Linked DNA regions of Homo sapiens: region 1 is linked to region 2. The links are chromatin contacts, found by Hi-C or POLR2A ChIA-PET in ENCODE. All regions are on one chromosome and are shown on one strand. The core of a region is the stretch at or near the end of the contact, and the rest is flanking DNA. Distances in the headings are between cores, read along the strand shown.

Region 1 (2,700 bases), core at 138-2,637, 410 kb after region 2:
CCAGCTTTAGAGTCAGCTGACCTGGGCTGAGGCTCTGGCTTGAGTCATGGCGGGCAAGTGTCTTACTTCTGTGACACTCAGTATCCGCAGCCACCATATGGGCTTTCCTGCCACGCAGGGCTGAAAAGAAGATTGAGAGTCTGTATGCAGGGTGCCCAGCACTGGGCGGGGGGCCGGGGCAGGAGGGGCAGGGGCTGATAAACAGCATCCATCACTACTGATCTAAAAATCAAGAGCTGCCTTGGGGCTGCCCCTCTAGACTCCTCAACACAATTGGAGTCGATGCCAGCAAATGCGGGGTTTATTCTGATGAGGTTTGAGGATGGGAGAAGGAAAGGCGATGTTTATTGAGGTGGTAATGTCTAGCCCACGGGGAGCCCTATCTGGGGTCCCAGTCAGGGCAGGCAGCTCAGGCTATCTGGTGTCCCCTGAGCCGATGGGAGGGCCTGCGTCTTAGCAGGTACTACTTCCTCCTCCTGCAGCTGCCCCAGCTGAGCCTACAGGGTACACCTAGAGAGAGAGAAAGGTGGGTGTATTCCAGGCATCTATTCCAAGGGTCACAGATGAAAATGTCTCAAGGGCCTGTCCTGAAAAATAAATGACTGAAACAGACCAGCTGTGCTGTGGGGAACAGGGAGTGTACGTCTTGCTGGAGCAGGCAGTTACCACTCAGCCCCAGCTTGCTGCGGCCATGCACAAGTGCTGGCCATTGTGCACATTGTCAGGGCTGTGTCTGGCCCACAGGCCACCAGTCTGAAACCTAAACTCCAGTCCACCTCCCAGCTGATACCTGACTCTTTCTGACTGGGAGTCATCTACCCTTGGCCTGGATGTGTCCAAGGACAGAAAATCAACTTCTCAAAAGCACTTCTCAGAGGGTGGGGGCCCTGGATTTAGGCATAGCAAGGTTTGTCCCCCTCAAGCTCACGCCCACAAGAAATTCAATCCCACTTTAATGAGGTGACCTGTGACACATCTTCAAATGGTTTTCATGTCACCATCCTCTCCCGTGAGTCTTTGACTTTCCAGGTTAAATGTACTCATTTTCTCAATGTTTTCCTTTTATGTGAAACCCCTCCCGATTTCTCCTCTACCCCCCGCCAGCTGCCCCCCTACCCATTCCTACAACCTGGCTTCCTTGTCCCTTCTCTCCCCACACTCCCCAAGCCCCGCTCTCAGTGGGTCCTTAACAAACGGGGAAAAGGTGGAGAGAGAAGCAGGACCCAGGTGAGCTGAGGGAAAGAGCAGCATCCACCATCCAGCTGAGGCTGGTGGAAAGACCTGCGACACTGGCAGGATGAACTAAGGTGTCAGGGACAAGAGTCACTGCCTGCCACCTAACCGTGCAGGCATCAAAGAGACTTTTTGGGTAGCTGGAAATAACAGTCTAAAACACGGCCCCACCTTTCTGAGCACACCTGAGTCACCTCTGACTCAGACCCAGACTCCTGGGCTGACCCAGTGAGGGGATTGGAAAGGCTGCCCCGCCCCTCTCAGTCCCCTTTTCCGTCCCCTCTTCCAGCCCATCTCAGCCAGAATAGAGAAAAGTGCGGCTTCTATTCAGGGGTGTACTCACGTTCCTCCTACCCTGAACCACTGAATGTCTCCAGGCACATCCCAGCCCCTGCTTCCCCACTGTCCCCCAGCCCCATCCGAAGGCCCATTGTTGTCTCCAAGGGTGTCAGCCAGCCCTGTCCCAGTTCCAGGAGTGGTAACCAGCACAGCCCAGCTTCCTGTCCAGTGTTCTGCGGGCTGGGCCAGGCTCTGCAGCCAAGAGGCTTACTCACTGGTGGAACAATTTCTCCTCTATATGGAAAGAACATATGCTTTTCCTGCTGGGGGATGAGAGACTTTCGAGTAGCTTTGCCGAGACGTGGAGGAAAAGGCAAACGCTGGCCTAGCCCCAGCACCCAGATTTCCAGCAATGTTTGTCTTGTGGCAGAAGCTGCAGGCCTCTGTTCCCAGGCACATGGGGAGGCCCAGGGAACACTGCTTGGAACCCTTGGTTTTAGGGCACTGACCGGGTCCCCTCTTTCAGGGATGGATGTCCTGCCCTCCTCATTCTCCTATTCCATTCTCCCAATTTTAGGGCTAGAACAGAGCAGAAAGACCTGAACTTAGTTCTGCCAGAGCCCCTCTCCAGCCTTGAGGTCCCTCCAGAATGGAAATGTCAGTGCCCACCTCAGAGGGTGCTTGTAGGTTTATAGGGACACACAACAAGTACTTAAAAGACAATAACCACTGTGTTGTTATTAATGTTGTTCTCCTCCCAATGCATGTTTACTCAGCATCTCCTGTGTGCTGGGGGCTGTACTCGGCCCTGGGAATGAAGGTAGAGGAAGAGCTGGCTATTGCCCCCAAGCTGCTACCTGCCCCCGCTCCACCCCCTTAAACATGTTCATGTGCATACACCTGCAGGGCATAAGGCACAAATAATACAACACTTATGTTTAAAAAAAAAAACTAGTTTTTGAAATAACTTGGGATGGCCAGGTGCAGTGGCTCATACCTGTAATCCCAGAGCTTTGCGAGACCAAGGTGGGAGGATCACTTAAGGCCAGGAGTTTGAGACCAACCTGGGCAACATAGACCCTGTCTCTACAAAAAAAATACAAAAATGAGCCAGACATGGTGGTGCATGCCTGTGGTTCTAGATACTTGGGAGGCTGAGAATGGAGGATCACTTGAGCCCGGAGTTCA
Region 2 (2,700 bases), core at 145-2,644:
CTGTTAGGGTGTGGAAAATGAGCTAGAGGCGGAGAGACTGGAAGCAAGAAGAACAGATGAGGGCTATAAAAAGTATCTATGCTTGTGGGGATGAGGTTCTGGGGTGTAGTAATAGGAAGACAGAGAAAATAGTTTTACACACACACACACACACGTGCTCATTGAAATCTTATAATAGTCCTGCCTTATGTTTATTATTTTCATATGAGAAAACTGAGGATCAACAAGGTCAAGTAGCCAGCCCAGGGTCTCAGGATGTAAGAGGCAGAGTCATGATCTAAAGCTTCATTTAGTCGTTGCCATAAATAATTAGGGTTGTATATGTAAATGATCTCTGGCCCAGTAGAAGGGATAATGTCAGCTTCTTTCCTTCTCTTCAGTGGACCAGATTTGAAAAGCTATCAGAAATAAGGAAGTGGGGAAAGATGGACCACAACAGAGAGAACACTGCCTGCAGCCCCAGGTCAGGAAGCTGGGAGCAGACCCTCAAGAAAGAGTCACAGGCCCCAGACCAGAGAGCTCCACACCCACCCCAAAAGCAGCAGACCCTGTCTCTAAAGCTGATAACCTTGTTAGTAGGAGGACACTCATTTGTGCATGGAACAAGACAGCACCTGCTCAAATACAAGACTGCCTGGAACAGACAGACGAGCCAACGATACTCTCAGAAGCACTGTCAAAACCAGCCAGTCCAGGCAGGGCCCATGGCCCTGGTTTGCAAGGCACTTTCGTAGCCACCTCTGTGTATGGTTATCTCCTAAAGCAGACACGGGATCTGCAGAGGTTAAGAGAAGGCGCCAAGCTCTCATCTCTAGTCAATGCCAGGACCTGCTATTTTCTGAGCACTACTTGTCGTCCGGTAATTTCCAAGCTTGGGTTGGTGGGGGCAGGGAGAGGGGAGAGATTCCCCCACACTTCAGCCAGGGCATCAGACAGCCTGAGAGCCTGTATAAAGCTCGCTTCCTCCATGATACTAGCCCCACAGTGAAACTATCTGTCAACTTCTCTATTAAGCCTGTGGGTCTTCCTGGGCTACCTTCCATGCATTCACCCCATTACCCTCTGTGCAAATGTGCTGATCTCTCCTGCTGCTGCTGAGAGAAGGCTGGAAGGAGAGCACACCAGGTGGCTTTCCTCCATCCAATGCACTCGCCCAGCCACCTCCTTCCCAGGAAGCCAAAGGCTCATGAGTCAGAAAGTCCGGGTCCTGGAGTCTCACATCCCTGGACTGCAGAGATACAATGGAAGCAGGGTCATCTCGGCGGAGAGATGCCCCTCATAGAGGAGAGCTGACCTCTCTGCTCAGCCCTGGCTCAGGAAATGCTCTGAAAGCCAGGGCTGACAGTGCACTTCTCACCAGGCTAGCGCCACACGCCCGGCTCCCGCCCTGGGAAGCCATCAGCCCAGGACCGTCTCGTGCGCCACACTGCCCTCTGGTGGCCACCAGGAGTGTAGCCGCAGAGGGAAGCCAAAATCTTTTAAGGTCTGTTTACAGAGACCTCAGACACGATGTGCACAGAACACAGAAGAGACGCACTTGTGCCTGTGCCAAGACTCCCCCAGATACACGCACGCAGCCCTGTTTCCCGCGGCAGGTAGCCGGGTTTAGGACTTCGAAGCTACTATTGCTCCCTTCGTGTTCTCCTCTTCTCTGCAGCACTCTAAGAGCTCCTTTCCCCGCCTGCCTGTAAAAGCCCGAACCCCTCAGTCCCAGAGCAGACACCAACAGGCGGATGGAGACCCACACCAGCTAGCGAGGCAGGGCCCTTCGTTCTGGGCTGCCTTGTGCCAGGAACTCACTGGGCGATTGGGCCAAATCAATTCACCTCTCTTGATTCCTAAGTTCTTTCTCTGTAAAACAGTGTTTGGCCCCAACATTTTCTGAGGCCCTTTCCAGATCTAGTAATTTATGGTTCAAAGTCTTGATCTTCTCTCTAACTCAGAAATCTTCCCAGTAGTCTAGAAAAGGAAATAACCAACGTGGTGCCCAATTATTTACAGAGCCTAGCGAATACATCATTGCATAGGTCTGAACATGACAGTGACCCTACGGGGGTGCCGGGCTGGAGAGTTCCATGACCTCAGCTCTCAGAAGTGCGAGGCCAGTGGCTGAGCGATCATGAAGCAAGCTCACACAGCCAAGAAGCAGCAAACGTGGAAAATGCACCAAACCCTGCCCCACAGTTTCGGCTGTTTCACAGAAGAAAGTTGTATCTGTCTCCCACACTAAGAGCTCATCCCTATGGAGAGAGAGATGGAGCTTCCATGAGCAATGAAGGTAGAGAGGCGGGGTAAGGTCGCGGGGGGATAAAGGCTGCTTATTGTGGAGAGGACCAGGGAAGGACGCAGAAAGAAGCTCTAAACATCAGCTTCCAGCTCCAGCTGCCCAGCGCTTTAGACACCCCCCTTTTGCTCTGCACCCAGAAATGCTCCTGGCACCCCAAAGCTCTACCTGGGAGAAGCCACTCAGCCCTCTGCTCTCCCATCCAGGCTCTCGCTGGCCATGAGCACCAGGGGCATAGTCCTGCTGACCACGGCTCAGCCCAGAGAGGAGCTGGCTGGGACCCAGCCACCAGCTTTCTGAATCTCAGCCAGCCTCAGCTGGCACCTGTTCTGCTGCGGGCTGACCTGACCTCAGAGGCCAGGACATCATGGGGTGGATGAGGAGGCCTGGGAAGAGGGTGTGGCTGAGACACAACT

What was found. Hi-C counts contacts between places; a loop is a spot of excess contacts on that map. ChIA-PET counts read pairs that join two places held with the same protein, here RNA polymerase II (POLR2A). Pooled maps may share reads with other maps.
Region 1: a loop to region 2 is called in a map of CD4-positive, alpha-beta memory T cell, with 8 times the contacts of the local background. The contact joins two enhancer-like sites. A Hi-C loop is called at or near these places in 2 of 168 maps with a recorded cell type or tissue (CD4-positive, alpha-beta T cell and CD4-positive, alpha-beta memory T cell), 1 of 37 single-sample maps with no recorded cell type and 9 of 50 pooled maps. POLR2A ChIA-PET finds 5 or more read pairs at or near these places in 1 of 52 experiments (OCI-LY7).

What each region holds. Positions count from the first base shown.
Region 1 is chr15:88,658,009-88,660,708 of GRCh38, forward strand. No RefSeq gene overlaps it. Among named protein-coding and RNA genes, the nearest start is that of ISG20, 20 kb to the left of the region's middle. Within about 2 kb of position 1,388, at least 6 of the 41 ENCODE cell types and tissues checked have a DNase peak (open chromatin) inside an H3K27ac peak, as active enhancers do.
Region 2 is chr15:88,245,562-88,248,261 of GRCh38, forward strand. The region is part of intron 3 of NTRK3 (neurotrophic receptor tyrosine kinase 3); the gene reads right to left. Among named protein-coding and RNA genes, the nearest start is that of NTRK3-AS1, 5.8 kb to the right of the region's middle. Within about 2 kb of position 1,395, at least 2 of the 41 ENCODE cell types and tissues checked have a DNase peak (open chromatin) inside an H3K27ac peak, as active enhancers do.